Linked DNA regions of Homo sapiens: all the other regions are linked to region 2. Evidence: chromatin contacts called from ENCODE Hi-C or POLR2A ChIA-PET data. All regions are on one chromosome and are shown on one strand. The core of a region is the stretch at or near the end of the contact, and the rest is flanking DNA. Distances in the headings are between cores, read along the strand shown.

The links. Hi-C counts contacts between places; a loop is a spot of excess contacts on that map. ChIA-PET counts read pairs that join two places held with the same protein, here RNA polymerase II (POLR2A). Pooled maps may share reads with other maps.
Region 1: a loop to region 2 is called in a map of endothelial cell of umbilical vein, with 7 times the contacts of the local background. The contact joins the enhancer-like site here to the promoter of SLC22A4 in region 2. A Hi-C loop is called at or near these places in 17 of 168 maps with a recorded cell type or tissue (CD8-positive, alpha-beta T cell, K562, MCF 10A and 12 more) and 18 of 50 pooled maps. POLR2A ChIA-PET finds 5 or more read pairs at or near these places in 9 of 52 experiments (A549, H1, HEK293 and 6 more).
Region 3: a loop to region 2 is called in a pooled map, with 2.4 times the contacts of the local background. The contact joins the enhancer-like site here to the promoter of SLC22A4 in region 2. A Hi-C loop is called at or near these places in 2 of 168 maps with a recorded cell type or tissue (dorsolateral prefrontal cortex and heart left ventricle) and 11 of 50 pooled maps. POLR2A ChIA-PET finds 5 or more read pairs at or near these places in 9 of 52 experiments (A549, AG04450, HEK293 and 5 more).

The regions. Positions count from the first base shown.
Region 1 is chr5:132,385,204-132,389,647 of GRCh38, reverse strand. SLC22A5 (solute carrier family 22 member 5) reads right to left here. Exons shown (of 10, transcript NM_003060.4): 4 at 4,149-4,320; 5 at 2,497-2,623; 6 at 627-727. Among named protein-coding and RNA genes, the nearest start is that of MIR3936HG, 18 kb to the right of the region's middle. RefSeq lists enhancers at 2,808-3,017, 3,158-3,207, 3,701-4,030. Within about 2 kb of position 1,872, at least 28 of the 41 ENCODE cell types and tissues checked have a DNase peak (open chromatin) inside an H3K27ac peak, as active enhancers do; they include PC-3, ascending aorta, endothelial cell of umbilical vein and 6 more, where a contact is called at or near this core.
Region 2 is chr5:132,292,969-132,297,136 of GRCh38, reverse strand. SLC22A4 (solute carrier family 22 member 4) reads right to left here and starts at 2,743. Exons shown (of 10, transcript NM_003059.3): 1 at 2,128-2,743. The coding sequence starts at 2,520. RefSeq lists silencers at 2,576-2,625, 2,696-3,055 and enhancers at 3,286-3,335, 3,152-3,770.
Region 3 is chr5:132,203,312-132,207,653 of GRCh38, reverse strand. P4HA2 (prolyl 4-hydroxylase subunit alpha 2) reads left to right here. Exons shown (of 15, transcript NM_001017974.2): 9 at 3,502-3,572; 10 at 3,807-3,906. Among named protein-coding and RNA genes, the nearest start is that of MIR6830, 12 kb to the left of the region's middle. RefSeq lists an enhancer at 1-210. Within about 2 kb of position 1,738, at least 5 of the 41 ENCODE cell types and tissues checked have a DNase peak (open chromatin) inside an H3K27ac peak, as active enhancers do; they include OCI-LY7 and heart left ventricle, where a contact is called at or near this core.

The sequences.
Region 1 (4,444 bases), core at 623-3,122, 93 kb before region 2:
AGGCTCCAGAAGTCGCCTAGAATCCCAGGGTTCGGCCGCTGAGCAAAAGCTAGCGATGTGCACTTGGACATGTTTCCTCTCCCTGGTAATTCACAAATCCCTTTCTGACATACTTTGCCTCATTAGTGGGAACCTGGTAAGGACATCTAGGCTATAGCCCTGACTCCAGGACCGTTTATGGACATCCCAGGAGGAGCACATCCCACTTCCACATTTCCAGAAAGTAACTGGCAGCCTCTGCAGCCTACAGGACATGGTGTCTTCACTCAGATCCTTCTTAAAAGCCCTACCTGGCCTCCTCAGCCACTGTCGGTAACTGGGTAGGAGACGGGAACTAAATGACCCAAATTGGGCAAGGATTCATCTTAAGATCTGGAGAGATTCCCCACAAGAGTCCATATTTCCCACAACAGCCTCCACAATTGTTTTCATTCTCCTTTTCTGAGGTTCCATCCCATTAAGAATTGTGACATGCCCATTTTTTCCATCTAACACAAGACATATCCTTTTCACTCTCTGATGACATAGGCTTTGAATTTTGTCTGAGGCATGTCTGTAAACAAGAGGCCCAATGGCCACTTCAAGAAGCTTTGTCTGGAAGCCTCAGGCAGGTCTCTTTTACATACCACAGCATTATGGACATGATGGTGACCATCCGGATATTCCAGGTTCGAAGCAGATCCAGAATGTTGTGGGACTGCTGCTTCTTGGAACTTAGGTCTTGTAACTGCAGGAACAACATCATAAGTGTATGGGAAGAAGAGGTGGTCAGAGACTCAGAGCACACAATAACATACTTGAATCCCTGGCATCTTAGCTGTCTGCATCTCAGCGTCGGGGAGTGTTACGTTTCTAAGAACAGTAAGTATACTGACTGTGTTTTAGGCTGTGAAAACTTCCCTAGGCCTTGTCAGTAACAAATCAGAGTGAATGAAAATGAGGAAAAGTAAGTGACCAGTCCCTCAAGGGTACAGGAAGACAGAGGCCCAGGCTGACAGCTTCCTCACTGCACCCCCACATATTCCTGTCGGTGGCCACATTCCAAGGAGGCCTCTAAGTATTCCTCCCGAAGCCTGGCTCCCTGCCCTCTGGGTCAGAGAGAGTACCTGGCTGTGTGGTTTATTGGTCTGATATTTTTTAAAAGTTAATGTTTTGAGTCCTTATACTATGTAGTTACTGGTGTGCTTCCAGGGAAAAAGAATTCAAATAGAAAAACAGGAAAATTGACCTGAGCTTCACCCAGAGTGACTTCCTATGAAATTCAGCACAGCCAAGGCCATTAATAAACCACACGTCTAAACACACTGATGTTGCTTTCTTAAGCAAACCCAGGTTTGGAGCTTGTTTTTCCAGAGTTAGAAGTTCAACAAAAGGTCAACTTTGGACTGAAAGTATCCCCTGAAATAGCCTCATTTCCTCAAAGATGCCAGTGGGGCTTATGCATTCACCCAGATTGACCCCTCACTTAAAAGCCCCCAAAACCACCTAACTTAAAAGCCCTCTGCCACACTCCTGCCTGACCTTTGCGCACAGGACCCCTTTCTGGTGCATGCTGACAGTGGCTGCTGGGCCACCACTCACTGGGAAGTCTGCAGGGCTGGCAGTGGCCATTGGCCTCCGCTGTCTACAATAACTGTTCCCTCTTTTCCAAGCCCAACCATGCCTGCCTCTCACACTTCAGCAGGGCTGCTTGTGGCTGTTCCCACACCCAACCCCTCATCTTCCAGTCAGACCACAGACACATTCCAGAACCCCACCAGGCAGCATTTACAGCTTCTAACCTCTCATAGTCACGAGACCAAGGAAAACTGCCTGCTACAGAGATGGTAGGAGAGGGAACGGGAAGGAAAAGCAAGAACCAGGAACTAGGTAGAGCCAAGAAATGAGTCATGGTGTGTGAGAACAGGGCTGACGGGAGGGGTGGGGTAGGGGGAAGAGGTGGACATCAAAAAGGACCTGACTCCAAGATGATATGCAATAATTAACCATTGGAGGGCAGAAAGAGACTAAACACTTTTTTTTTCTTTTTAATGAATAATTGCTAATACTCAAGAGATGAAATACTTCTAACTCCAAATCTATTTGTGCTTTACATTTTACGTTTGGGGTTAGCTTTGTAAGGTGACAAGCCACCTTAGGTATAAGAAACAATGATTTTCCCAAATGCTGACTTTATGAAAGGCCTATTACTCAAAAAGAGTATTTATTGTTAGAAGTAATGGTTAAAATATATGATTGCCTAGAAAGGAAGTAAAAAATGAAAATCTGAAACCCGTGGTGAAAAGAGTGAGGCAGCTGTAACCTATTCCTCAACTTCTGAGTGTTAACAGGGCCCGTGTGGGGGTGGGGAGTGGGGGGATGGGGGGAATGGGCAGTTGGGGCTTGGGCGGAGAGAGGGCTGGGCTGCTGTGAGCAGGGAGGACTTCAGGGCTGGGTGCTGCTGCTCTCAAATCACGGTCAGTCTGTCCCTCTCACCCACACCCACATGGTGCTTACCTCACTCGGGTCAAAGATAGTGGAAGGCACAACAATCCCATTGGCTTTGGCAGCCTTGCGGATGATCACCTCTGCCTCTTCAAATCGTCCCTGAGAGATGAGCCATCGGGGGGACTCAGGGATGAACCTGGCAGTACAAGGTCCAATCTCAGTGAGGCCTCCCTGCCAACAGCAGACCCACAGACCAGGTAGAGCACAGCCATAGGTGGGAATAAGGTTGCAGAACCAGAGCTTGTGGAATGTTTGGTGATCACAAGCCAGAAGCAAAGAGCTGATCCACACGCAGCAATAACCTGGGGTGGATGAGCTTATGTGTACCCCACACCGCACAAAAATGGGAGAGCCCTGCACCCCCTGACGGCATCCCCATGCTGGCTGGCCACCTCCATTTCTGAAGAGCAGTGTTGCCATCTGCTGGGCTGAGGAGATGGGTGCAAGATGGGCTCCGGAAGCCTGGCTTCTGTGCATGTCTATGTCAGCCCAGGCCCTGCTACACTCTCCTCCCTGTCCCCGGCACCAACAGAAGCTTCTGCACTGGCCTTTTAGCTTCTCTTCTCTCCTCACCCTACCCCTGATTTATCCAACAGATTAGTCAGATACTCTACCTAAAATAGCATGTTTGGCCAGGTGCAGTGGTTCACTCCTATAATCCCAGCACTTTAGGAGGCCAAGGCCGGTGGATCATTTGAGGCTAGGAGTTCCAGACCAGCCTGGCCAACGCAGTGAAACCCGTCTCTCCAAAGAAATACAAAAAAAATTAGCCAAGTGTGGTGGCAGGCACCTGTAGTCCCAGCTACTCGGGAGGCTGAGACATGAGAATCGCTTGAACTGGGGAGGCGGAGGTTGCAGTAAGTGGAAATCACGCCACTGCACTACAGCCTGGGCAACAGAGACTTTGTCTGAGAAAAAAAAAAGAAAAAAAAAGAAAAGAAAAAGAAAAGAAAAAAAGGAAAAAAATTAGCATGTTTATCAAGGCACTTGAGTGCTCTATGGATATTATTTTCCACCTTGCTGGGACCAGGTAGCCGCCCCCCACCCTCGGTCATGACTGGGCCCCATGATGTGCGGCTTACTCTCCCACTATGCCCTGAAATGCTCTCTGCTCCACTTGGGCTGGTGATCTCACCTTCTCCACCTGCAAGGGGTGATTCCCACCTTAGCACCTCTGCAGTGTTCCCCTCTTGGTCTGGAATGGCCTCTTCTCTGCCTGTTCAACTCCTCTACCTTGGTGGTGCAGAAGGAGCCTGGCTTCCTCCATGTGGCTACCCTGAGGACTCTTGCTTTTGGTGCCAGTGCCTGTGGCATGAGGCTTCAGCAGCACACAGCCAGAACTAGGGCCTACACTGTCCTGCCCTGAGGCTTGGGAACTTCCTACAGGGCATGCTGGACCCCATCTTCTCACAGCTACTGCTATTTTTCCCCACACTTGGGGCAACCCAGCACAGGGCTGAGAGCAAGTCTGTTGCTGTCATGGGATTCTGTTTTGTTTTGGCTCTTTTGAGTGTGGAGAAAACATTCTGAAATAATTTATAATCTATGCTTCCTGTCTCTGGGAGACAAAATAGGGATTCATGGGTTGTTGCTGCCCTCTAGTGAAGGCCAGACAGAAATCATCCTGCCAGTGGGCACATGGGGCACAAGGTCACACTCACCACCAGAGTGCCACGCATAGCACCCCCGGCATCGTCAGCGCCACCAGCAGCATCCGCCAGTCTCGGATGAAGTAAGCAAACAGTGGCAGCACCATGTAGCCAAATGCATAAAATATGCACACTCCTAACGTAGAGAATATTATACGAACTGACTTGCCAAGAATTTCTGTCCCTGTTCAAAACAAGGGAGGTCGAGTTAGCAGTTTAATTTGGGTTCCTTCCTTATTAATTTTTTATGGTATCTTTGTGAATACACAGACAAGAAAACAGCGAGAACTCTCTCTAAGTTCATGGCG
Region 2 (4,168 bases), core at 1,494-3,993:
CATGTTGGCCAGGCTGGTCTCAAACTCCTGACCTCAAGTAATCTGCCCGCCTCAGCCTCTCAAAGTACTGGGATTACAGGCGTGAGCCACTGTGCCCAGCCCCTAGTTGCTTTTTATTTTACTTCCACCACTCAAAAAGGAAGCCAGGAAGGGAAAAGCTGCCAAAAAAAGCAAATCCTGGTGCATGTGTGTGAATGTGTGATGATGTACATCCTTAGAGGTCCCTGTGAACAGCGTACAACATGAGTAGCTATGGACTTGGAGGCCAGCAGCTACTCACCCCTCACGCCCTACAGTGAACAAAACCAGCGAGCAATGGAAAAGCAGACAGGTCAGCCCAGCTGCCAGGGAAGGCTGCCACTCATGGGTCCAGCCTCCATAACAGGCACTGATAACACTTCCAGGAATCGACGCGGGATGAGCTGGCCCCCAGTCTCAGCTGCTCCCAGGCCATGCTGTGGGCAGGGAGTGGGCAAGCACTAGAGCCCCTGCTAGGGAAGCAAATCCAGAGAAGCATGGCCACCTTAGGGCCCAGGGTAGGTATGGTGCCAATGCTGGGGGATCCAAAGGCAGTCCCTGGGCTGAGCCCACTTCCCACAGGTGCCACAGATTCGACAACCACCACGCCTGGCTGGCCACCATTCTCTTGCAGAGGAGAGTTTCAAAACTTCCTCACTGGTCTTCTTGTTTATCATAGCAGCTAGAGTGAGCTCTTTCCAAAAGCACGAACCTGGCCTTAGAATGCTTACTATTTTCTCACTGTCCTCCGAATAAAGTCAGCTCCTCAGTATACATAGAAGGCCACTATGAACTAGCCCTTGTGGCCATTTCTAGTCTCATTTGTCATATCTGTCATCCCTTGAGTTCCAGCCACTCCGATATATGAGAATTCCATTACCTGAATTTCCCATACTCTTGCCTAGACAGGTCTTGCTCACATTTTCAGAATCAGCTAAAATCATATCACCCCTTCTTGGAGTATTTCCTCCACCTATTGTCCCACAGAGAGGGTGATTTATTTATCCCAGGTCACATAGCAAGCAAGGCAGGACTTGAATTTGGGTTCCAGAACCCTATTGCTAACCAGGGTTAATGTTAGCCTTCTCAGTAACACAGCCAGTGTGCCCCATGGGCATCTGAGGGTAGGCTCCACACACCAGATGTCCACACCTTAGTGCTCAGCACAAGGCCAGACACAATGTCTGATGACCGCTATACCGTGCTGAGGGAAAGGGATAAGGGACTAGCAGAGGCCACTCAGGTTTTTCTTGGGAGGAGCATGAGGCAGAGGAGGGACTAGCAGCAGGGAAATCCTACCTGCCTGACCAATAGCAGGCAACAGCTCCATGAGGATGCTCTCCTCAGAAGAAAGGTGTATCCTGACCCAGGTCCTTACCAGATGTGAAGCAGCAAAAGCGGGAGAAGTGTGTGTGCATCCTCATTCCTGGAACTTAGAAAACCTGCCACTAACCACGCAGGGTGCTGAGGGGCTACAGCCCCTGCCTGCCAACTCACCCTGTGCTCAGAGAGGTCCCTGAGGGCCAGGGCTTCCAGCTGGGGTTTCGCCTTCTGTGCTTCCTTGCACCCAATGAGCCTCAGGAGGCCATCTGCTGTCTTAGAGAAACTGGGGCCTCAGGAAAGGACCCCAAACCTCACAAGTATATGGTACGGCAGTACACCTCCTGATGCCTCCAGAAGTCTGTGGCCAGGGAACAGACAAGATTTGGCCCCGCCCTGCCCAGTAACAAGGTCCCTCACACCCCTCCTCCCATGCCTGGCAGGAAGGTGACTCAGGCAGTGCGTCTGGGTAGCCTGGGGCTGCGCTTCCCCCAACGCAACATCTAGGTTCTTAGGAAACTTCATTTGTTGTGAAAATCGGAAATGAAAAGACAGTTGGTGACAAACTCCTTTCTCCATCACCTCCTTATTGGACAGAAACGACCCAGGAATGCGCCTCGCGTGAGTCCTATTCTTTCTTGGGGTGCACACCCGCTGCTGGAAGTATGAACAGCAGGTTTGAGGGGGAGGGGAGCGCTGACCCGGGCACTGCGCAGGGAGTCTCAAGGGGGGCTGACGCAGAGGGAGGGTCAGGCACTCCCGGGTCAACGGTCTCGGCCTGGCACCCACCTCGGTCACGACGGTGGACAGGTAGACGTCCTGGCTGAACTCCCAGCCATCCAGGCAGCTCTCCTGCTCCAGCTGCCCCAGGTCCACGTCGCGCCCCGGCTCCAGCCCGAGCGCCGAGAAGTTGGCGATGGTGGCGAGCCGGTAGCGGCTGCAGCTGTGGGGCACCTCGCGGCCGTCCCGCAGCCGCAGCGGGACACTGTTGTTGCGCCAGGCGCTGCTCAGGTTCGCGGCGTCCGGCACTCGACAGCGGTGCTCCGGGGTCCCCGCCAGGAACACGACTGACATACCATTGAAGCCATTGGGGATGATGCTGGCGCTGAGCAGGAAGAAGATGAGGCGCTGGAAGGGCCCCCACTCGCCCAGGAAGGCGATCACCTCGTCGTAGTCCCGCATGCTTCCCACTGCCGCTCCGAAACTTGCAACTACGGGTGATGACAGCGTTCTCAGGACAGTGTCTTGTAGCTGGGGCGCTCCCCAAGGATGTTAGAACGTTCCCGGGGGACAGGCAGGCTGTTAGAAATTGGGGCGCGAAGCCGGGGACCGTTCCTGGGAAACAGGCTGAAGGCGTTGGAGCGTTCCCGGGAGCTCGCGCTGAGCTTGATGCCACTGTACACTTGGGACCACACCCCCATCCCCGGCCGGGCGCGGGGAAGGGGAGGGCGGCCCAGCCCGGGAGGCTGGGCTCCCGGCTGTCTCCGCCCTGTGCTTCGCGCGCCCGCCCGCCCCCAAGGACCTGACGGGGGCTTCCAGGCTGGGCTCAGCCATTCCGCCCGCGTGCCGGGGAAGAAGCTCGTTCTCGGTTGTCCCCAGCCACCCCCGAGCGCTGATTCCCAGACCTGGGCCCCACGTGGGAGGGCGGGCGCAAGGGAGGAGCCGAGGCCAGAGAGCGAGTTCTCGGAGGGGTCGGCCCTCGATCTGCTCGGGCCGCGTGGCCCCGGGCCCAGACCCCAGCAGGGTTCCCTCCGCGGTCTCCTCCAATCTGGAGGCTGAGCTTAGGCTGCCACGCGTGGGGCGCGGAGGGGCGAGTCAGTGGAGTCGGTTCCCGGGAAACTTCTGGGGGCGGCAGAGCGACAGGAGCGCGCCCTCTCCTGTGGCGCCTCGCGCAGGCGGCTGGCACACGCCGACAGGGAGCTCATTTCCCAACAGTCCTAGCAGAGCTGAATTCGGTCACCCCTGGCGGCGCCCGGACAGCGTCCTCAGGACAGCCAGGACCCTCATCTTGCACAGGGAAAACAGGCCCACAGCCTGGAAGGGATGAGCAAGGTCACACTACGTCAGAGATGGGCCCGGATCGGAGGGAGGGGCGGGGGCAGGAGACAACCGAGTGCCCGGGAGGCGAGTTTCCTCCCCCGCACGCCGGCGTAATGGCTGAGCCCAGCCTGGAAGCCCCCGCCGGGTCCATGGGCGGGCGGGCGCCAGGACATGGAGCCTGCGCATTGCGGGAGCACAGTCATGGAGGCACTGTCGTCACGCTGGGTTCTGATTTTGAGCCCCTTGCTCTCCTCACGCCCCCAGGGCCCTTTATCGCGGCAGGCTGTCAGAGCTTTCTCCGACTGGAAGGCTTTCTGTTAGCAGAAGGGCCTGCCCCCAGTCCAGGAACAGAGGGAGGGAGGGAGAGAGAAGTAGGAGATCCGATTTGGCGCTCAGACCCGGCAGGGTAACCAAAGCAGGGACCACAGCCTCCCTTTTTTTGGCTCAGTGCCCAGACCTAAGGCCCTTCTGCTGTTGTGTGAGCTAGCCCGGGCCTGGAGCCTGAGCCCTGGGGTTCACGAGGCAGATAAAATTGACAGGGTGAAGAGCTCACCTCTTTGGAGATTTTGCACGAGTGTGTTTGTTTCCCCAGGCTCCGATTAAGAGGCGGAGGGACATTTCTGCCTCTTTTTGTGTAGCTTCCAGTCTGACCCCTCCTCTTAGGAGGACTTCCCACCCCCTTGGAACCTCAGTTTCCTACCTGTAATAAGACTATACATCCTGATGTGCTAGGACAGCTCTGATTTATGCCTATTAATCCAGTGAAATTATTAATAGAGCCTCCCTTTAC
Region 3 (4,342 bases), core at 489-2,988, 88 kb after region 2:
TCATCCCTAGCACTATGGGTGGTTGGTTTGCCCATCTAGCCACCCTTTATCCATATCTAGCATGGGCCTACCGTGGGGATACAGAGATGCTTCAGACTCAGCCTGACCTTGTGAGTTCATGGTCCAGTGGAAGAAGAACAGGGTAACCAATGTGGACAGCCAAGTGCTATCATAGAAGGTCACGCTGGGAACAGGGCAGGTCTACACTGGTGTGTCAGTTCACCTGGTTGGGAGACTGGTGCGTGGGTGAGTTTTTTGGAAATGTTCCATAGGATGCTATGAAGCTGGGTCCTGTGGAGCTCCTGATTAGGACTGTAAATGAGGTGAATGACTTAGAGGAGAATGTATATCTTTATAATATTGGGTCTTCTCATCCAAGGGCATGACAGGTCTCTCCATATCTTTTTAAGTTTTCTTCATATAAGCCTTGAACATTTCTTAAGTTTATTCCTTGGTAGTTTCTTTGTTACTGTTAATTTACTTTATTTCTTCATTATTATTTTTAACTGGTTACATTATTTTATTAGTTTACTATTATATGCCAAACTATTGATTTTACAAATACATTTCATAGTAAGAGCTAATGTTTACTGAATTCTTAACTGTGGCAGGAACTTCTAAGTGCTTAACATATATATTAAGTGTTATGTCACAGTTATGAACAGCTGCTCATAATGATGTCACTGTCTCTGTTTTACCTATGAAAAAGCAAACTCATACAGATTGCAGCTAGTGGTTGAATTTACTTATTTCTTTTTTGGTTTTTAGCTGATTTCTCTTTGGTTGCCTGGATAGCATTAACACCTGGAAATAAGGAAAATTTTATTTTCTCCTGATACTTGTAGTTCCTTTGTTTTTATAACCTTATTGAATTGCCCAGAACTTCTAGAGCATAATTACGTAGAATAGGCATCCTTGTCTCATTCCTGAATTTCCTGGAAATTCCTATGGTATTTTACTGCTAAGAATGCAGTTGGCTGTTGGTTTTGTATATATGCCATGTTTTAAAATTATTCTTCTGTTTCTAGTTCATAAAAGATTTGTTCCCCATTTGACATCTTTCAAAGAGACCTATTTGCTGCCATATCCCATCACTGATGATTGGGAGGGAGGATTTAGCTCGATTCTCTATTGCTCTGCTCCTAATAGAATTGTAGGGGCCGAGGTGACCAGGAGGCCCGACACTCATGGAGAGACCTGAAATAGGTTCCTATCCTGGCCCCTGGACCTCATCTTGGAACAGCTTTGGCTTGAGGTACTAGGACATCTAGGGCTTTGAGTCAGTGGTTGGCATCATCGATGTGGCTGAGGAAGGGGGCTAGCCAGATATATGGAGAATGGGGACTAGGACTCCCCTTTCTACTCAGCTCCAGAGTCCTCCAGGAAAGAAAACTACTTTGTTGGTTGTGCCAGGATTTCCTGAGAGATTTCTTACCCGTTCTTCAGTTCCAGACACTGAGAACATTTCTCTGTGCATGTGTGCATATGTGTACACATGTGTGTGGCTGGCCAGAGGGTAGTGTTAGGAAAAGATATATTTGAATAGAAGCCATGCAAAGAGCCAAACAAGGTTGGCAAACATGTTTGGCTCTTAACATGGCTTCTATTCAAAGATAAGCTGACCCCTCCTTTCCGGAGACTGTGAGGGACAGATGCTATTCTGGCTTTGAAGTAGAGCCAATGAGCTTAACTTGGCCTGTGGGGAATGCCTGGCAGCTGTCTGTGGGGTCTCTGGCCTGCTTTCAAAATAGCCCTGTGCTTCCCCTGGGGCAGAGCACAGCTGCTCAGAGCCTCTTTGTGGGTGTCAGGCCAATGCTGAGGCACAGATGTTTGGATGGGGTCTGGCTGTGGCTGCAGTTTTCAGGGAGGGACTGACATGAGCTGAAGCTCAGGAAGGGCCATGAGTAGGAGCTTGGGAGCCGTCTGTCCTGCTTGTGCTGGCCATCTTACCAGATCATGCCATAGCAGCACAGTGTCCAAGTTGGTCCATCTCACCCCCTTACTAGCCTTCTGGTCCATCTACTCCTCTCCATCCCTTCTGCCACCACCTGGCCCGGGCCACCATCATCTCTTGCCCTGACCTCTGTCGTGGCCTCACTAGCCTCCCAGTCCCCACTCTGGCCCCTCATTAGTCAACTCTCCATGAGGTATTCACAGTGATCCATTTTACATTCACATTTTGAGTGTCCCTCCCCTGCATAAAGCCTTCCCCATTTCTCGTTGGCCACAAGGTTGCATCTAGTTCCTAGCCCCTGCTTGTCTCTTCAGCCTGTTCTCTCTTACTACTTCCCATAACCTTTAATCCACACCTACTGCAACACCCATTTTCATTCCCAGGCCTCTGGATTGCTGCTCTTTCCCTGTTCCTGTAATGTTCCTCTACTTGGATAACTCATGTTAACCCTTCAGGCCTCAGCTAGGTGGTCTCCTCCCCTAGGAAGCTATTCTTGACACTATACCCTGAGCTTCCACAGGATGGTAAGTTCACCCATGCTGTGCTGCAGTTACCTGACTGGTTTTCTGCTTTCCCCACTTGACTGAGTTGTAAGAGTGCAGGGGCCATGTCTCAGTTACCTAGCATAGTGCCAGGCACAAAGTAGGCACTCATCAATATTTATTGAAATCAAGGGGAAGTGTGTTGGGGTGGGAGTACCTGGGCCTATGGCCCCACCCATGTGAGGTCATGAGGACAGTCCACAGCTGAAGCACATGGACCTTTGCCATGTTGGCTGGCTCTGGGCGGCGAGTCCCCCTTGGGGTTTCACTAAGCCTAACTGTGGAGGCTGGGGGAGATGAAGTAGATGCAGGGAGTGCATGTGTAGTGTGTACCTGTATGAGTGGGTGGCTTCCAGGCAGTGGTTCACTTATTTTAACTTACAGAATCTTTTCCTGGTTTTATCATCTGACTTGTAAGGATCCCAAGGGAGCGAAAACTGTGCCATCTGTCTTTGCTTCTTGAGGCTGTGGGAACCCAGTGTGAGGTGGTGCAGCAGGAGAGTGTTTGGATGGGTTTCTTGGCAGAGGAGCCCACTGAGGTTCGGAAGGATGGTGGAACTTGACTCAATTGAGAGAAGTACATAAGGCGGAGGCTCAGGCATGGTGGCACAGTCTGAAAATGGTGGGAGTAGCTAAGCTCAGGCAGGCTGTGCTCAGGCAGGGGTGGTATGTGGGCCTGGCAAGGAAAGGGGCTAGTCAGGCAGATGCATGGGTAGACAAGGCAGGCATAATTCTGCAGGCAAAGCGGACCTGGGGAGGAGAAGGGATGAGCAGTGACCGAGCAGGGCAATAGCCAGGAACTGATTGCGGATTGGGAATGTGGAGGCCTCAGACTCTTGCCCTCAACTGGCCTGCAGGATCTTGGGGCCTTGGCTAGAGCCATTGGCTGCAAAGCTTCCTCCACTAGCATGGCAGTAAATCTGGTCCCAGTGCTCTCTGGGAAAATATTCAAGGCAAAACAAACAAACAAACAAATCAAGTCTTCCCTCTCCTCCTTCCTTCTAGCTTGCACGAGCCACCGTTCGTGATCCCAAGACAGGAGTCCTCACTGTCGCCAGCTACCGGGTTTCCAAAAGGTAAGCAAAGAGCAGGGGTTCGTAGCTGCTCAAGCCCCAACTTCAGGACTTCTCAGTGCCTACCCTAGGGATGGGTGGCTTGCCTTTTCCTGCCTGCTGGCACCTCCTCACCCCCTTGCAGCAGGCATCCTGTACTGCCTGTTCATGCTGGCCCTGACTCTGGGGACAGAGTTCAGGACCTCATGGAAGCCTGCCCTTCCGTCTTCTTTTCTCTGCCCTTTTCTTTTTGCCCAGCTCCTGGCTAGAGGAAGATGATGACCCTGTTGTGGCCCGAGTAAATCGTCGGATGCAGCATATCACAGGGTTAACAGTAAAGACTGCAGAATTGTTACAGGTACAGATAGTACCTGGGACTGTAGGAGTTGGGAAGTGGGTATTTGTGGCTAGATGGTCTCACAGGGTGTCCAGAACTGGGCCAAGAGGCCCAACTGTATGACTACTGCCTGATGCTATGAATATGGAGTGATCTCATTTTAGGAAACCAGAATTAATCATGCCTGCTGGCTTTCAACAATTAGTGTTCAACAAATATCTATTGAGCATCTGCTGTGTGCCCAAGTGTGCTGCAAGCTAGGGATCAGGGGTAGTTATGGTAGGTTCGTTCATGTCTTCTTGACAACAGAAGCTCAAATCCTGAATGGTCTCAGGGACATCTCTAAGAGAGCTAAAAATGACTTCAGAGGCCATGGTTCTGTGTCATAATCAAATACATTTGAAGGTCAAAGTATTCTGTGTGTTTTCTCCTGCTGAACCACAACTGAAGTTGCTCC